Linked DNA regions of Homo sapiens: regions 2, 3, 4, 5 and 6 are each linked to region 1. A link is a contact called in ENCODE Hi-C or POLR2A ChIA-PET data. All regions are on one chromosome and are shown on one strand. The core of a region is the stretch at or near the end of the contact, and the rest is flanking DNA. Distances in the headings are between cores, read along the strand shown.

Region 1 (2,855 bases), core at 143-2,642:
TAATTTATTTATTTTTATTTTTATTTTTATTTTTTTGAGATGGAGTCTTACTCTGTCACCAGGTTGGAGTGCAGTGGTACGATCTCGGCTCACTGCAACCTCCAGTTCCTGGGTTCAAGCGATTCTCCTGCGTCAGCTTCCCGAGTAGGTGGGACTACAGGTGTGCGCCACCACACCCGACTAATTTTTGTATTTTTAGTAGAGATAGGGTTTCACCGTGTTGGCCAGGATGGTCTCAATCTCCTGATTTCGTGATTGAGCCACCTCGGCCTCCCAAAGTGCTGGGATTACAGGCGTGAGCCACCACGCCCAGCCTTAGACTGGGTAATTTATAATGAATGGAAATTTATTTGGCTCCCAGTTCCAAAGGCTGGAAAGTCCAAGATTGGAGGTCTGAATCTGGCGAGGGCCTTCTTGCTGTCATCCATTGGCAGAAGGGTGAGAGCAAGATAGAAAGGGGGCATAATCATCCTTTTAATCAGCAACCCACTCTTGTGATAATAGCATTACTCTATTCAGGAAGGCAGAGGCCTCATGACCTGAATCATCTCTCGAAGGTCCCACCTCTCAACTCTTGCATTTAAGGGTTACGTTTCCAACACATGAACTTTGGGGGACACACTAGAACCATAGCACTGAGTTTTACTTGAATTAATAATGAAAACATCTGGTTTAAAGAGCACACAAGAGAAAAACAGCCCAAAGCCCTGTTGTAGACATTAGTCCTTTCTCCTCTTTAGGCCAACTGCATTGACTCCACAGCCTCAGCCGAGGCCGTGTTTGCCTCCGAAGTGAAAAAGATGCAACAGGAGAACATGAAGCCGCAGGAGCAGTTGACCCTTGAGCCATATGAAAGAGACCATGCCGTGGTCGTGGGAGTGTACAGGTGAGCAGGGGCCCAGCAATACACCAAGACAGACATCTCTGTCCCTTGCACCCCGAGTGCCATGATCCTGGGGACCCTCCTTCATCACCTATCTTCCTCTCACAGGCCACCCCCCAAGGTGAAGAACTGAAGTTCAGCGCTGTCAGGATTGCGAGAGATGTGTGTTGATACTGTTGCACGTGTGTTTTTCTATTAAAAGACTCATCCGTCTCCCATGTCTGCTGCTCATTCCTCCCCTTGACCTGCTGACACAGGGAGCACGCACCCTTGGTCAATTTTGCGGGGTTGGGTAAATTCTCACTCGGTCACAGAGCGCATGCTCCGTTTCTAGCTGCCTTTGCGCAGCGGCAGCCTGGATTTCGGTTCTTGGGTGGGATTGGTAGCTCGCTGCGCATGCGTGCAGGTAAGCGGCCATCTCGCGCAGGCGGAGTGTCAGTGTGGGTCACGTGAGGGGAGCGGAGAGGGAGGGATGGGGGCGGAGTCCAGGGCGTGGGGGGGCCGGTTTGTTGTGGTCGCCATTTTGCTGGTTGCATTACTGGGTAATCGGGGCCCTGGCTTGCCGCGTCCGCCGGATACCCTCAGCCAGTGGGCAGGTCTGAGCTCGGGCTCCCCGAGCAGTTTGAGTCCCCTTGCCCGCTCCTTCAGGTAACGGCGCGGGGACGGGTGGGGCGGCAAGCGGTCGCAGGGAGGTGGGCAGGACGGGATCCGCCCTGCTCCCGTCGCCGTGAGACTTAGCACGAGGCCAAGGGAGGAGAGGAGGGGGGTGGCAGGCAGGTGCGGGCCCTGCCTGGCTATTCATAGTTGAATTCCTGGAACCGGCCAAGCCCGAGGAAGCAGTTGCAGGAGGGAGGCTGGGAGGGGGTAGCCGGGCCCCACTCCCGCCCTTTGTTTGGGCTCAGCTCCGCGGGCCGCTTCTTCGTCGCCTAGCAACAGCTGCCCTAGGCTGTGATTGGCTGAGCTCTTGGCACCAGCGACCAATGGTACAGTTGTTGCCATGGCAGGTGCCGATTGCCAAGCTCAGTCGGGCCCCGCCTTCCGGTCTCAGCAGGCCCAGGAGGGCCTCCTGGGTGGGGGGCGGGACGCCGGGTCCCTAGGGGCTGGTGGTCACTCAGGGTGGGGCGTGTCGCCCCTCCCCCGTCCACCTGCTCTACTCTTCCCCCGCGTGCCCTGGGCTGACCCTTGTCCCCTCCTCTCCCCGCCCCCGGTGGCAGTGGCGGCTGCTGTTGTCACCCACCGGGCCTCCTGTCCCGCTTGCCCTCCCCGCCGCGGGGCCGGCCGGGCCAGAGACAGGCGGTCGCCTTTTCAGCGCCGCCACCGCCGCCATGCTGGCCGCTCGCCCACCCCACTGGGGGCCCCACCGCGCCCCAGCCCCCCGTGGGCCCCGCGCCAGCCCTGACCCGGGTAGGGGGTGGGGGCTGGGAGAGATGATCCTGGTGTGGGAGGGCCCCGGAGAAGAGGTGGTTTTTTGGGGGAAGCTCCAAGGGTGGAGGAGTCGTGGAGTGGCAAGGCATGGAATAGGAGAAAGGGATTTGACATGGGGGAGAGAGTGGCCCATGGGGAGAAGATTTTTGCTGTAGCTGACAACTCTGGGAGGAGAGAACCCTATGTGATAACTTGGGGATTTGACTTTGAGGCCCTCTAGGAGTGGACACAGTTGTGGAATGACCCTGGTATAAAGAGGGGTGCCTGGAGAAAGGTCTGTGGTAGGAATATTAGGGTGTGTGTGTGTGTGTAGGGGGGCAAGGAAGCAGTGTAGGGGAGAAAAGGATGATCACTCTAAACTGTGGGAAGAGACACCTCCTCCTTCTCCCATCAGGAGGAGTGGGCCTTGATTGGGATGGGATATTGGAGTAATATGGGGAAGAACCCTGTTGTGGTAGGGGGAATTGGGATATGGTACAGGGAGACTACCTGGAAGGCTGGTTCCTAATATGGAGGACCTGAAATAGGGAAGCGGTCTTGGCATGAT
Region 2 (2,855 bases), core at 177-2,676, 770 kb before region 1:
ACACCCAGGGTGGGCCACTAGATGGCCACAGCCAACGTCATGCCCCACAGCCCTGGCCAAGCGGGGAGTTGAGGACATAGGGGTCCCTTTGAGGTCAGCCCCCACTTCACATGCCACTCCTTGCACCCCCAAGGGCTTGGCACCCGCCTGGGCATGGCGCCTGGCACAGGCACGTTGGGGCTGGGCCGGGAAAGAGTGAAAGAAAGAGGGAGGAAGGGGAGGAGAGAGGGAGTGGCAGCGGGCGGGGGCTCAGGCGGGAGATGAGCTCACGCCGGCCGGGCTGGGCTGGCTGGGGGCCAGGCTGGGCGAGTTCTCCGCTCCAGGGGCCCCCACTCCCCACTCCATAGGGTCTGCGGGGTAGGGGGCAGGAAGGCCCGATCCCAGAGAGTCTGCCCACTTTTGCATCCTGGAACAACAGGTGGTGCGCCCTCCCCCACCTCACCTGAACCCCCAAGGCTCCCCATCTCTAGGAGTGCCTGGTGCATACACCTCCTGTCCCCTCCGCCCCCAGGGGGCGCCCCTTCCGTAAGCCCTCTTATCTGGATTTCTGTCGCACGTGGGACCCCTGCAACTCAGGTCCTGCGGAGACACCCCCACCCCACCCCCGCCGCCACACACACACACACACACACACACACACACACACACAACCCCCGTCTCTGTCCCCTCTCCCTCTTAGTTCTTCGGATTAACTTTCTTCTCTCTAGTACCCCACCTCACAGGCATTCCCATACAGAACCTTCCCACCCAAACACACAGAAACTGAGACGTCCCCCATGCGGTCCTGAGACTCTTGCTTGGTCCCCGGGGACTCCTTACTCAGCGTCTCAGAATTCGAGCCCCCCTCCCAAAAGTTCTCAGGCCCCTCAATTCTGAGATCCCCATTTTGACGCAAAGCATGAAAGCTGGCGCCAATTCCCTCACGTGGGACATCACAGGCCTCTAAGAACCCTCATTGCTTGCAAAATCGGAACCCTCAGGACCCAACCCCAAAAGCCAGGAATTTGGGGCCCCCTTCCTCAAATAGCCCCTGATATTCCCTTGCACTATTGCATATGGAATCTGGGCTCCCTCTCCCTGGAGGACTGTCTCCTCCATCCCCAGGGATCCTCCTCCCCCCCGGAGCCGCTCTCTCGGGACCACCACCCCGCACTCACAGGCGCGGAAGCCGGGTCCCCCCGGGGCCGCCCCGCCGGGAGCGCCGCTGTCCACGCTGGTGGCGTTGCGGGGCGCGCAGGTCGGGGTACAGCGGGAGCCGGTCGGCCCATGGACGCAGCGCAGGCCGCACACGACCGGGGTGAAGCGCACGCGGAGACGCTCTCCGAGCCGGCCCAGTCCAGGCTGCGGCCCTAGCTGCGCCAGCAGCACCAATAGCGACACCCAGAGCAGCCGCACGCCGCCCGCCATGGCTGCAGCGCCGCGCTCCGCCGCGCCGCCGCCCCAGCCCGCCCGAGGGGCCCGGCCGCACCCGCCCGCCCGCCCGCGGGGGAGGTCGCCCGCGCCCCCGCTCAGGCCCCCCCTCCTCACCACTCCCTCCCCGGCGGCCGCGCGGGGGCGCGTGGGGCTGGGCGCTTAGCCAGAGGCTCGCAGGCTGGGCGCTAGACTCGCAGGGGTGAGCGGGGCGCCCCCTCTGTCCCCATCCGCGCACCAACAAGTGGACCGGGCCTGTAGGGGAGCGGCGGGGAAGGGAACAGGTGGGGGCGGGCGGGTTTCCCCCCAGACAGAGCTGAATCCATAAAGAGGAAATCCATTAAGAGTAGTGGGGGCCACATTTGGGGAGACAGCTAAGAGTTGATCCTCTTCTGCCCGGGGCACAGAGAAAGGGGCTTCATCTTGATAGGGGGCTATCATGGTACATCTGGACAGCCAGGTGGGACATCTGAGGGATGGGAGAAGGGTCGCTACACCTGGGCACATAAAGGAATTGGGCGTCTAGATCCTGGGCAGGAGGCTGGAGGTGGGGGGGATACATGTGAAGATGTAGCCACATCTGGCCAGAACGCCACACCTGGCGGGAGAAGTCACAATGGATAAAGGGAGGCTGTGGGCGGGGGTACTAACATCTGGCCCGAGGCTCACATCTGGAAGACTTTAGGGGGAGGGGTCACATCTGGGCTGAAGGCTACAGCAAGAGGAGGGTTTTGAGGGTGTTTGAGATGAGGGGTGTTCTAGACTAGGGGTCAAGAGCTGGAGCGGGAGGAGGGCAGGGGGAAGATTCGGGAAACAGGAGGAGGCCTTTGGCCCCCAGCCGCCCCACAATCTTGAGCATTTGGTGCCCAGGCAGGCGCCAACCCGCACAATCGCTTTTGTTGTCTGGGCTGGTTCGGCGGAGCTTTCTAACGGGCCAGCGCCCTCCCTCTTCGGCCGCGGGGAGCCCGGACGCCTGGCTTCCCGGCCCCACCCCCGCGGGTCAGTGCCTCTGGCCTGTGTCTGGTCCTGTCCCGGGCTCACCTCGCACGGCCGGACGCTGGGGTCCCTAGAGGGGGCCTCGTCCTGGGGGTGGGTGCTGAGCTACAACGGGGGGCGGGTAGGCGGCGGCTGGACCGTGGGAACCAGACGGCTTTATCTGGCCCGGAACCCCCCTCGCCCCAGGCGGAGGAAAGGCGGATGTGCTTACCCGGGGCCTTGCCAGCGGGGGCACGCTGTGGGGGCCTCCTTCTCAGTAGTCCCCGGCCCCCTGGCCCCCGGGGCCGCCGCCGCTTCAGTAGAGCTCTGGCCTCCTGGAGCCTGGGTGGGAGAGGACGGAAAAGCTGCTGTCACCGGGTTAAACTGACCTCCCCACCAAAGGGCCTCCATGCCAGGAAAATGTCTTTCAGTAGCGGCTCTGCCCAACCCTCCCCCCACAACACCTATTT
Region 3 (2,855 bases), core at 123-2,622, 740 kb before region 1:
AATGAGGATGATAGCTGGGGGCTCCCACTTACCCAGAGGAGTGAGCCCATAGAACTGGGCTTCATGGAGGAGGCTGGAACCGTGGACACCCCTGGGTAGTAGAATTGACTAGAGGTCAGGGTCTAGGTGTGGGGGTGAACAGAGAATGCTGAGAGGGTAATTTTCAAAACTGCACAGAGAATGTCAAGGGGTAGAAAGTTTTGATGGAATAAAGATGCTAAGGAGTGATGATATGGGTGGAGGAAATGTTGAGTGTGTGTGTGTGTGTGTGTGTGTGTGTGTGTGTGTGTGTGTGTAGGGAGAAATCGAAGGACATAAAATTTTAACATGATCAAGATTCTCATGAAGTTTTGCCTGTTTGCTTTTTTAGAGAAGGGGTCTCGCTATGTTGCCCAGGCTAGTCTCCAAATCCTGGGCTCAAGTGATCCTCCCACCTCGGCCTCCCAAAGTGTTGGGATTACAGGCGTGAGCAATCCCGGCGCGCCCGGCCTGTGATCAAGGTTCTGAATGAGAATTCTAATAGAATGGAGCTCACGTGGACATTCAGAGGAGGTGAAAGAACTCCTCAGGGACTGAAGACAGTGAGGGACTCCCTCCCCTTTTTCCATGCCAACCTGGGATCCAACTCTTTGGTGCGCAGGAAGTTGAGGATGGGGGCGAAGACTGTAGGGTCCCTGTCGATGAAGATCTGCGGGAAAGGGGGGCAGAGGATGGATGGGGTAAAAGGCAGGACTGAGTGGGGTCCTGCCCCTCTTCCTACCAACCCCTCCCCCCCATCCCATTTCAGTTCTTGTCCGACTCACTGCTCCGGTCTCATCTTTCAGCGTCGAGATGCGTCCGCTCAGAAGACTGCAGGGAAGGGACACCGAGCAGGCGTCACGGGCCGGGGGAGTGGATATTAGGTCTCCCACGCCCTCTCCATCCCTCCTACCCTCGCCCCAAACTCGCTCTCCCGATCACCTGGAGAAGAAGGAGTCTGGGATCCAGGTGAGAGTCTGGCGAGAGGTACTGAATCTGGGCGGGGAAGGTAAACGGACGCAAGAGATGAAGAGGAGCGGGTGAGGAATGCGTCCCCCTCCCGCAGGATCCAGGGTTCCCTCCCCTTCCCCCTCCCCCGGCGTTTTTCCAGAATCTCGCGCCTCCAAAGGGGGGGGGGGCGGAGCAACCCTTGATGGACAGGGATTCCCCCAGGAGAGGCGGATACTCCCACCCCGCTTCCCGCCCCCGAGGATGGGACCTCAGGAGTCTCCCACACTCACCTCTTGCCTCCCACATTCAGATGAATGACTTCCCCGGGAGGCCCCCGACTGGGGACCCCCTCGGCTGCAGTAGCCGCTGCTGCCATGGCCCCCGGGCGAGCCGGCTGGCCCGCACCCACTTCCGGGTGTGCACCCGGACCCCGCCTCCATAGGCTGCTCATTGGGCCAGAGACTCCAGGAGTCACTAGCGATTGGACAGAGCGCCTGCCCATCGCGGTTAACTTTTCCGCCTCCTTAAAGGGGTCCGCCTTTCCTGAACTTGACGGGGCGGACCCGGAGTCTCCTTTGGGGAAGTTTATTACGAAGCATAACGAAATATTCTCCATCCCTCTAGGTTCTCGTCAAGGGGCGTGTGTTTAGACCCCGAAATTAAGTCCACATAAAAGGGTACATCTGGATGTTCTCCGCAGCCACGGTACCCCCGTGCCCCTCTCCCCACCCCGCACCCACCCCTACAGCCACCACAGCCCTCCTTTCAATCCTCCCGGGCGCAGCCCAGAAAACCCAAACAAAGGACCATAGACCGTCAAAGCCAAAGGGTTTATTATAGGTACATACAGTGTGCGCCCGCCACACCGCCCCACACCCCCGGGCCCCAGCGGCTTCTCCAGGCGGCCATGGGGACTGCCCACAACCCAATCCCCCGACTCCCCAGGGAGGTGCTCCAGCCAGAAGCATGCAGGGGTGGGCTTCCCCTCGCCCCTCCCCTCATGAAGTGGCATTTACAACTGGAGGGGGGAGGAGAGAGGAAAACAGTTTTGAGCTTTGACGCCCCTCCCATTAAAAGCCTTCGCGGATGCGGGGCGGGGGAGGAGGAGATCGACGTTTTGCAAAAATAAACTAAGTCAGGAATTAACCGCATGGCTCTGAGGCGGCGGAGTGCAGGGGGCTAGGGCCCCTTCACTCCCCCCTCCCAGACAGAGATCAAGGCAGCATTGGAAGTGAGGTAAAGGCGGGGAGGGGGTGTCCCCTCCCTGCCCCCTAGCACCCTGGATGGTCCAGGGGACCTCACCAGCGCCCCCGTGCCCATCCCTAGGGCAGAGAGGGGGGCAGGAATTACTGCCCCCACCACCCCAGCTTCTTGGGGCAGGATCTGCAGATCGGGGCTGGGGGCTTGGCTCAACTGGCCCCCTGCCCACCCCCATCAAGCTCAGTTATTGCATAAAAATAAGGGACCCCCAGCACCTGGGGTGGGGGTGGTGAGTGGGAAGGGGCCGAGATATGGCTATAGGGGCAGCAATCTCCCCACCACTTCTTGGGGTGCAGGAGAAGTCCCCTCCTTTCCGGTGCCCACCATGTCACGCGTCCTCAGTGTTGGAACTAGGGGCTCCCGCCCCTGCGGAAGAAAAAGTGTCTTTGTGCCCACAGTGCGGAAAAGAGGGGAGACGAGATGTGTCAGGTCCTGGGGGTGGGAAGTCACTTCCTGCGCCCGCTGGCCCTGCGATCTCCGCCTTCCCTCTTAGGGTTGCCCTCATCTGTGGATGAAGTAGTGGGTAGTGTCTGGCCCCAGCGGGCGATCTCTGCGTGTTCCGCCACCGAGGAAGCTACAGCCTCCAGCCAGCCGTTCATCTCCTCCTGGGGGAAGAAACAGGGCAC
Region 4 (2,855 bases), core at 356-2,855, 630 kb before region 1:
GAATTCGAGACCGGCCTGGCCAACATGGCAAAACCCGGTCTTTACTAAAAAAAATACAAAAATTAGCCAGGCGTGGTGGCACGTGTCTGTAGTCCCAGTTACTTGGGAGGCTGAGGCAGGAGAATCGCTTGAACCTGGGGGATGGAGGTTGCAGTGAGCTGAGATTGACTCACTGCACTCCAGCCTGAATGACAGAATGAAACTCTGTCACACACACACAAAAGGGTAGGCCAGGCGGTGGCTCACGCCTATAATCCCAGCACTTTGAGAGGCCAAGGAGGTGGGTGGGTCACCTGAGGTCAAGAGTTGGAGACCAGCCTTACCAACATAGTGAAACCCCATGTCTACTAAAAATTCAAAATTAGCCAGGCATGGTAGCTCATGCCCGTAATCCCAGCTACTTGGGAGGCTGAGGCAGGAGAACTGCTTGAAGTCGGGAGGCAGAGGTTGCAGTGAGCCAAGATCGCGCCATTACACTCCAACTTGGGTGACAAGAGTGAAACTCCGTCTCAAAAAAAAAAAAAAGTAATGATAATCGTACCCGTTTCTTAGCGGTGTTTGAAGAGGTAAGTTATTAATGCAGGGATCATGGTATCTGGTACACTGCAAGCCCTTGATACATGTTCCTTGCTATTATTCTTCATCTTTTCCTCACACATCTCAGCAAATCGATTTGCCTCTTCTGGAGTCAGACAGAAATGAGTTCAAGTTCCGCTTTATTCTTGCTGTATCTTTAACCGAGTATCTTTAACTTGGCCTTTCTGTGCCTCAGTTTCCCTCCCTGTTAAACGGTGGTTACAGCTGTTTTCTTCAGTGGAAGACACTTAGAGATGGGGAGGCCCTTAGCACTCCTGTTAGCCCTCTGGCCAGGCCGAGGATCAGCTCTGGCCATAACGCGATTGAATGGGAAGGAAGGGAGCAGGTAATAGGGAAGCCGGGAAGGGGTGTCCTGCGAGCCTCCCCCCAACACCCCCCCCCCCCCGCAAAGGCTGGTGGGGCGCTGGGCTGCGGTGGCATCAGAGGCTTTAACCCTTCCCAGGCCGCGCCTCTCTCCCTGCGGTCCAGACACTGCGCCCAAGGAGGGGGCCTGGGAAGGACAAGGCCTGGGGGTAAGACCCACGCGTGGCGCGGAAGCTAGACCGGGTGGGGGGGTTGTGGGCTCGTCCTGCCCTCGACCCTTTGCCTCCCTCCAGCCGGGGAGACCCGGGGCTCCAGCCATGCCCCGTGCGCGCGGAGGAGGGATGCTCGCCAGGTGGGGACATACTTGGGGGAGGGGCTGTCGGCCCCCCTAGCAGCTCACCTGGGCCCGCGGCCGCCAGCGTCGCTGTCTCCGCTGCTCGCCGCGACCGACCGCCCTCCCTGTCGGCGTCCGCTGCCCGGCCCGGCCCGGCCCGGCCCAGCCCGGCTCAGCTCGGCCCCGCCGGCCCGCGGCTCAGCCAGATCCGCATGCGCCGCCGCGCCTCCCTCTCTCGCGCCGCCGCCGCGCTCAGCGCGCCCCCGGGACCCCCTCCCGCCCGCGGTCCCCGCGCCCCGCCGCCCGAGGCCCACGCGCAGTCACACCCGGCCGCGGCGTGGGGTGCACGGCTGCACTCGCGAGGGCACGGCGGCGTCACGCGCTGCACACTCCCACGGGGTCACGCTCGCCACGCTGCCATACTCGCGGGGGCCTCGGCGCACAAACTCACCCCCGCATCCACGCGCTTGCGCGCCGTCACTCCCTCCTGTGGGGTCTCACGGGGTCACACCCTCACGCCGTCACACGCGGCGTCCACACTGGAACGGTGTCACCCACCACCACACAAATCCAATAGGGTAACCACCGCCCACGCGGCGTCACACACAAATGCACCTGTCACACACAGCCGCACACTCCCCGGCAGTCACAAACAGTGTCATAGGCCCACACATCACGCACAGCTTCACAGCCACAGTGTCACACACTCTACACACTCGAACCTTCATAGCAGTCGCCCCGCACATGCTGCACCGCCGCACCTCACACATCATAGTCACAGGGGGTCACAATGAGCAGCTCAACACAGACACCCACAGCCACACACTCGAATGGGGTCCCGGTGTCACACATCCTTACACGAGACATGTGGTGTCACACACTGTCACAGTCTAATTAGTCTCACGCTTCCATGTAGCACACCTCACACGTCCCACACCCTATCGTACAGGCTGACGCAGTGTCACCCACGGTGTCACCACAAGGTCACAAAAGAACAGAATCAATGCCTGCCACACGTGGTGTCACGCACGTGTAGTCACACTGTAACACGGGATCACACTCAGAGGATGACACAAGGTGTCACCCACAGTCCTGCTTGCCCTCCGGGTCACTGAGTCACACAGGGTCATATAAGTGCATAGGTACGCCGTGACACAGTGTCTTACATCCAAGTGCACACACACACTCTGTCCTCCTAACTTTCTCCCCTTGCTGGTTCTGGGAGGCCCTGGGGCTTAGAGTGCGCCCCAGATCCGCTCCAGGCTCCGGGAGAGGGGGCGTGAGCTACGAGAGGCCGTGGGTGAGGCTCGCCTGGCCCCGCCCCTCTCCGGGAGGTGGAGCGCGGAGGCAGGGCGCTGAGTGACAAGTTATCTCGGCTCCGTCCACTCTATTTGTTGCTATGTGGAGGCGTGGCCTTCTGTGGCCCCGCCTTCCAGTCTAAGTGGCGCGCAGAGAGGGCGGTGCTGGACGGTGAGCGAATGCAAGCTGACGCCTGCCCCGCCCATCCGCGTTAGGCCCCGCCCCTTGACCTGAGCCGCGGGCGGAGAGTCTGAGGCGTGGCCCTTCGAGCCAGCTCCGCCCCGTTGTTCCTGGCTTGAGTAGGGCAGAGAGCACCGCCCAG
Region 5 (2,855 bases), core at 239-2,738, 590 kb before region 1:
CTCCTGCCTTGGCCTCCCAAAGTACTGGATTACAGTTGTTGCCTAGCTAACAACTATCAATTAAATCTAGGTGAGAGAGTATTCAGGCGTGAGCCACTGCATCCGGCCATGGGAGGAGTATTATACCCTGTCTACCTCTAGCCCCATCCTGCATGTCTATCCACCTTGAACTAAGAGCTTGTCTTATTACAACAGCTATTACTACTAACAAAGAAACAACGTTGCTAACCAGGCATGGTGGTGTGCGCCTGTAGTCCCAGCTGCTTGGGGGTCTGAGGCAGGAGGATGGCTTGAACCTGGGAGGCTGCAGTGAGCCGAGATGGCACCCCTGCACTTCAGCCTGGGTGACAGAGCGAGACCCTGTCTCAAAAGCAAAATAAAATAAAATAAAAAGTAAAGAAAAAAATAATAAGCAGCTGGGCGCGGTAGCTCACGCCTGTAATCCCAACACTCAGGGGCCGAGGAGGGCGGATCACCTGAGGTGAGGAGTTTGAGACCTGCCTGGCTAACATGGTGAAACCCCATCTCTACTAAAAATACAAAAATTAACCGGGCGTGGTGGCGCACGCCTGTAGTCCCAGCTACTCGGGAGGCTGAGGCAGGATAATTGCTTGAACCTGGGAGGCGGAGGTTACAGTGAACCGAGATCGTGCCCCTGCACTCCAGCCTGGGCGACGGAGTGAGAATCTGTCTCAAATAAATAAATAAATAAATAAATAAAATGAAAAAAAAAAAAAAAACACAAAACATGTTGCACCCCACTCTGAAGATTTTTCATGAATTAATTTAATCCTTAAAAACAATCCTGTAAACTAGGCGCTATTTTCTCTCATTTTAAAGGAGAAACAGACCAGAAGGGATTAAAACACTTGCCGCAGGTCACACAGCTGCTTAGGGAATGGAGCCCGGGATGTGATTCCGTTGGTATCGCACTCCCACCTCACTCCCGCCTTTAACCACAATTAAGTCCAACTGTCCAGCATTGCTTGAGTGTGGTATTGTGTTCTTATAGATACGATCCTACTTAAAGTATCCTGTCAAGAGGTAGGCAAGACGATCCCCATTTAACTTTGTGTAGCTTGAAGAGGTTGATCATTTTTCCAAGGTCACGCATCCAGTGAGTGGGGAATCCGGAGTCGGAATTTGAACCCGGGCATTATCTGTAGTGTAGACCCCTGTCGGGGCTGGATGTGTAAGAAGCTTAATTGCCGGGTTTGGCAGGTGCATGGGTAGTTGTGAGGGGCTCGTATTTTGAGAGGCAAAAGCCCCCACTCGCCACCGTTCCCCGGAGTAAAAAGCCACCTCTTTCCACCCCTCACTCGCGCAGCTGCCCGGGCATGCGCCCTGAAGCCCCTCCTTCAGAATCCGCCCCCTACAAGCTCCGCCCATCACCATGCAGGGCCAATCCCTGGGGCGGAGGGCGGGGCAGCCACGAGAGTGGGCGGTCGCTAAGGGTAGTTAGGAGTCTGGAGTCGTGAGCCGGAGTCAGAACTGCGTCTCGCGACCCAGGCGCGGGTTTCCGGAGGACAGCCAACAAGCGATGCTGCCGCCGCCGTTTCCTGATTGGTTGTGGGTGGCTACCTCTTCGTTCTGATTGGCCGCTAGTGAGCAAGGTATGTAAATGAAGGGGCCTGGGAACAGAAGGGCTACCAGCGGCCGGGTCCTTCACAGAGTTCGATCCCTGGGTCCGACAGGTGCCCGCCGGGGCTGCCCGGGATCGAGACGCACGGACCTCTACGTGCTGTCTGCCCCGGCCGGGCCGGGTGAATCACGCCGCAGTCCGAGAAGGGGGCGGAGGCGCCGGCTTCTTGGCTCCGGCTGCGTGACTCACCCGCCCCCGCCGCCGCCGCTTCGGGAGGAGCCGCCTCCACTGCCGGAAGCGAGCGGAGGCCGGGCGCAGAGAACAGCCCGCCAGGGGTCCCGGCTCGCACGGCGCCGGGAGGCCGGCAGGAATCACAGCCGGGAATCGGGGCAGTAGAAGGGGTCCTGGGGTCAGAGGGGCCAGAATCCCCGGGGGAAAGCCGGCCTGGGCACCGCTAGGGGGCGCCGGGACCCGGGGGCGGAGTCGGGGGTGGGGGCGGAATTCCTGCGGTTCCGGACTCCCCGGACTGCGGGGAAGGGGACGAAGACCCTGTTTTGAGTAGTGTGGTGGGCCATTCTTAAAATCTTGCTAGGCAGGGTTCCGAAACTGGACTCTACAGTCTTCCTGGCCCAAAAAAGTAGGTAGCGCCAGGAGTCCAAAACTCCAGCCCTACCCCCGCCACTCCAAGAACAGTGGACCCTCAAACTTATCTCAGTGACTGAACCCGGTGCCGATCACGATTTCCCGACAAGCCCTGTCTATTCTGCCTCCCAAATAAGTCCTGACTCGACCGACTTCCTTCCATGCCACTACCAGCTCCTACTCCAGGCCATCACCATCGTCCGTCCCAAACGAGTACAGCCTACCAGTGGGTCTCAGATCCCCCCTCTTTTTGCCCCCCACAGTCTTCCTCGAAGCAGCCATGGGGGGGATCTTCCGGAAACCTAATCAGCTCACAGCACCATTCCCTCCCTGCTCAAATTCCTTTAATGACTGCCCACCACACTCAGGATAAAATCCAAACTCCCTACTTCTGCATATGTGGCTTTCTGTGACCTGGCTTGTGCCCGTTCCCCTAGCTGCTCCCCAATCTGGTCTCCTACCATGTCACTCTCTGTGTGCCACCCATGCTGGTCTCTTTCCAGTTCAAGCCCATCCAGCCTCTGGGCTTTTCTCTGCCTTTTTTTGTTGTTCCCTCCTCCCGGAATGCTTTTCCCAGGGTCTCCCATGGCTGACTTCTCTGGCCTGAGGGCTCCATTCAAATGTCACCTCC
Region 6 (2,855 bases), core at 131-2,630, 510 kb before region 1:
ATGTTGATCAGGCTGGTCTCGAACTCCCGACATCAGGTGATCCGCCCACCTTGGCCTCCTAAAGTGCTGGGATTACAGGCATGAGCCACCGCACCCGGCCGAGGGTGACATGGTTAATAACAATATTAGCCAAAAACACCATGTCAAGCTGAGCCTACCACAAGAATAAACTCACAGAATCGTCACACTCAGCCCTGATGTGGATGTCCCCGTGTGCATTTTGCAGATGAAGCTGGGATTGGAAAGGTGCCATAAGGCAGTCAAGGTATCCAGAGGTGTAGTGGTGGGGCTGGGATTCTGACACACCCCAGGTAATGGGCTGCAGTACCCCGTATGTTATGTGAGATGTGACACGGGGAAATGACGAAGACACGGAGGGAAGAAAAATAACTGTAAGGCTGGGTGGCTCCTTATGGGGAAAACTGGAAGCATGAGGAGTGGATGGTGACTGGTCAGAGGAACAGTGATGCCAAGGGAGGGACAAAGACACAAGGGGTAATGATGACGTAAGAGTTGCATTAGCGCGATTTAAGAAGAGCGATGGGGACAGTAGCCATGCGAAGGTGACTTGGGGGTATGATGAGGGTTTAAAGAGAAATGAGGATTTTATAAAGGAGAAATGGCAACAAAAGCAGGATGCAGGTAACATATGGCGATGACGAATTTAAAGGGAGCGATTACGACCTATGGTGGCAAAGAGGGCTTACAGGGAACGAAAGCGAGTTAAGGGCGTTGATGACAACAAGAGGAGTTGTGAGGATTTAAAGAGGGTGATGGCGACAGAAGGAGTTGTGAGGATTTAAGTGGGATGAGACAGAAGGAGAGGAATGGTGACATAAAGAGACCGAGGACGACATAAATTATAGCGTGGAAGACAACGCTATAATTATATATATTATATTCCATATATTATATTCCATATAATATATATTATATTCCATGCATTATAGCGTGGAAGACAACACGAGGAGGGTAGCCGAGGCGCCGCGCCCCCAGATCGCACAGTACCTGCACTCCACGTCTCCCACTCCGAGACCCAGCCCCACACGCACCTTCCAGGCTGTATCCCCGCCTGACGGCCCCTCCTAGCCGCGCGCAGGCGCACTACGGCTAGACTGCAGGCCGGCGGGGGCCAGGCATGCGCCTTTCTCATTGGCCGCGCCGCTTGCTAGCTTCGGGCGGAGGGGAGCGCCGGGCCGACGGTGGGCGGTCACGTGACGGTTACGACTGCACTCTCGCTGGTGTCGGTGGGCGGTCACGTGATGGTTATGGCCGCACTCTCGCTGGTGGCGGCCTGTTGGGGTAGAGCGGCCGCGGACGAGTCAGTTCAGCTTCCGGCGGTGAGAGGATGCTTCCGGGGCGGGCAGCCCGGGCCGGGGGAGGAGTGTCTGACAGTTGGCGCCGCCGGGAGGGAGGGCGGGCGGCGCGAGTGGGCGCGGGCCCGGTGGGCCAGGTGAGGCGCGGGCCGGGGGTGGTGGGACTGGGCCGGTTGCGGTAGGGACGGGTGGCGTCCGGGTGTCTGGACTCAGTTCGGGCTCCGTTGTACGGCTTCGGACTTACGATTTGTTTCTTTGAGCCTCAGTTTCCTCCCCTGTGGAATGGGGGTTAGAATCCGACTGTATCACCGGCTTTATAAATGGGAGTGAGAAGTCAGGTCGTGTACGTTGGATGCCTTAGCTCAGCGCCTCCGCATAACGCTCACTTCGTTACTATACTATTATTATTAGTATTGATGTTTGAGCGCTTAGTATGAAAAATTGTTGGGTTTGGAAGCCGTCGAATTTTGGTTCAAGTCCCGCTCCACTGTGCGGCAGTGGGGCCTGTGTCTTCGCTTCCTTGAACCCCGTTTTTTCTCATCTGTACAATGAGAGCAGATAGTCCCAATATCATAGGGTCGTCTTGAGGATTCTGATGAAATCTGTGTGTGTAAAGATTTTAAGCAGAGGGGCTGGCACAGTGAGAGCTCGTGGATTGGGACTATAATGATAATGATTCTGAGAGTCATTGGTGTAGCTGGGAATTCCAGGGAAGCTGGGGGAGAAAGCTCAGAGACAGCAATAGGAAAAACTTAGAATTGGAGCCGGGGAAATCGACATCCTGTCACTTACTATTTGACCAATTTTGCTGAGTCCTGAAGTACTAGTTTTTTTCTTTTTCTTGATAATGACTAGTGCATTTTTTTCCCCAGTAAGTTAATTTGAGAAGGCAAATTTGCATTGCTGTCTTCTTCTTTTTTTTTTCTTTGAGACGGAGTTTCGCTCTTGTTGCCCAGGCTGGAGTGCAATGGTGCAATTTCGTCTCACCGCAACCTCCGCTTCCTGGGTTCAAGGGATTCTCCTGCCTCAACCTTCCGAGTAGCTGGGATTACAGGCATGCGCCACCACGCCCGGCTAATTTTTTTTGTATTTTAGTAGAGACGGGGTTTCTGCATGTTGGTCAGGCTGGTCTCGAACTTCTGACTTCAGGTGATCTGCCCGCCTCTGCCTCCCAAAGTGCTGGGATTACAGGTGTGAGCCACCGTGCCCGGCGCATTGCTGTCTTCAATGGAAAACTAGCATTGCTGGCCATGAGAGGAAGGAAAAGTTCAGGTAAAATACAATGGAAACTGAACAGCCCATTACATTGTACACTGAAATGGAAAGATAATTGAAAAGGAATACTACGTATTCCCTTTGAATAGGGATACTGTTCAGAACCTGTACTGTGTGATTCCCTGTTGTCAGATCCCATGGACCCCCATTAAGTTGTCCTTATACTTGTTCCCAGCTCACACTTTGTATAAAACTAGCATTAAGTCAGTGACTGTCCCACTGTTTCCCTAGCTTACTGAAGATTTGTTTTATTTGATGCACACT

Evidence for each region. A loop is a pair of places that touch in the nucleus more often than their neighbours do. ChIA-PET counts read pairs that join two places held with the same protein, here RNA polymerase II (POLR2A). Pooled maps may share reads with other maps.
Region 2: a loop to region 1 is called in a pooled map, with 3 times the contacts of the local background. The contact joins the promoter of LTBP4 here to the promoter of DYRK1B in region 1. A Hi-C loop is called at or near these places in 1 of 168 maps with a recorded cell type or tissue (vagina), 3 of 37 single-sample maps with no recorded cell type and 13 of 50 pooled maps. POLR2A ChIA-PET finds 5 or more read pairs at or near these places in 1 of 52 experiments (OCI-LY7).
Region 3: a loop to region 1 is called in a map of B cell, with 14 times the contacts of the local background. The contact joins the promoter of SHKBP1 here to the promoter of DYRK1B in region 1. A Hi-C loop is called at or near these places in 1 of 168 maps with a recorded cell type or tissue (B cell) and 7 of 50 pooled maps. POLR2A ChIA-PET finds 5 or more read pairs at or near these places in 2 of 52 experiments (activated naive CD8-positive, alpha-beta T cell and naive thymus-derived CD4-positive, alpha-beta T cell).
Region 4: a map of ascending aorta shows a loop between it and region 1 (4-fold over the local background). The contact joins the promoter of SPTBN4 here to the promoter of DYRK1B in region 1. A Hi-C loop is called at or near these places in 2 of 168 maps with a recorded cell type or tissue (ascending aorta and gastrocnemius medialis) and 11 of 50 pooled maps.
Region 5: a map of endothelial cell of umbilical vein shows a loop between it and region 1 (8-fold over the local background). The contact joins the promoter of SERTAD1 here to the promoter of DYRK1B in region 1. A Hi-C loop is called at or near these places in 2 of 168 maps with a recorded cell type or tissue (CD4-positive, alpha-beta T cell and endothelial cell of umbilical vein) and 9 of 50 pooled maps. POLR2A ChIA-PET finds 5 or more read pairs at or near these places in 3 of 52 experiments (A549, B cell and HEK293).
Region 6: a map of naive thymus-derived CD4-positive, alpha-beta T cell shows a loop between it and region 1 (27-fold over the local background). The contact joins the promoter of C19orf47 here to the promoter of DYRK1B in region 1. A Hi-C loop is called at or near these places in 2 of 168 maps with a recorded cell type or tissue (Panc1 and naive thymus-derived CD4-positive, alpha-beta T cell), 1 of 37 single-sample maps with no recorded cell type and 11 of 50 pooled maps. POLR2A ChIA-PET finds 5 or more read pairs at or near these places in 4 of 52 experiments (A549, MCF 10A, Panc1 and 1 more).

Annotation. Positions count from the first base shown.
Region 1 is chr19:39,832,699-39,835,553 of GRCh38, reverse strand. DYRK1B (dual specificity tyrosine phosphorylation regulated kinase 1B) reads left to right here and starts at 1,392. Exons shown (of 11, transcript NM_004714.3): 1 at 1,392-1,531. FBL (fibrillarin) reads left to right here. Exons shown (of 9, transcript NM_001436.4): 8 at 741-886; 9 at 992-1,096. The coding sequence ends at 1,016. RefSeq lists silencers at 1,580-1,689, 1,950-2,219.
Region 2 is chr19:40,599,940-40,602,794 of GRCh38, reverse strand. It overlaps LTBP4 (latent transforming growth factor beta binding protein 4), which reads right to left and starts at 1,426. Exons shown (of 30, transcript NM_001042545.2): 1 at 1,158-1,426. The coding sequence starts at 1,407. RefSeq lists an enhancer at 1-161 and a silencer at 1,343-1,492.
Region 3 is chr19:40,575,390-40,578,244 of GRCh38, reverse strand. It overlaps SHKBP1 (SH3KBP1 binding protein 1), which reads right to left and starts at 1,372. Exons shown (of 18, transcript NM_138392.4): 1 at 1,260-1,372; 2 at 961-1,014; 3 at 804-849; 4 at 615-688; 5 at 33-91. The coding sequence starts at 1,345. It overlaps SPTBN4 (spectrin beta, non-erythrocytic 4), which reads right to left. Exons shown (of 36, transcript NM_020971.3): 36 at 1,781-2,834. The coding sequence ends at 2,676. RefSeq lists silencers at 1,274-1,343, 1,364-1,543, 1,894-1,983.
Region 4 is chr19:40,465,751-40,468,605 of GRCh38, reverse strand. SPTBN4 (spectrin beta, non-erythrocytic 4) reads right to left here and starts at 1,605. Exons shown (of 36, transcript NM_020971.3): 1 at 1,301-1,605. RefSeq lists a silencer at 2,447-2,646.
Region 5 is chr19:40,424,625-40,427,479 of GRCh38, reverse strand. SERTAD1 (SERTA domain containing 1) reads left to right here and starts at 1,488. Exons shown (of 2, transcript NM_013376.4): 1 at 1,488-1,613. RefSeq lists a silencer at 2,031-2,120 and an enhancer at 2,163-2,855.
Region 6 is chr19:40,346,922-40,349,776 of GRCh38, reverse strand. C19orf47 (chromosome 19 open reading frame 47) reads left to right here and starts at 1,380. Exons shown (of 9, transcript NM_001256441.2): 1 at 1,380-1,453. It overlaps PLD3 (phospholipase D family member 3), which reads right to left and starts at 1,082. Exons shown (of 13, transcript NM_012268.4): 1 at 1,009-1,082. RefSeq lists an enhancer at 1,136-1,425 and a silencer at 1,416-1,505.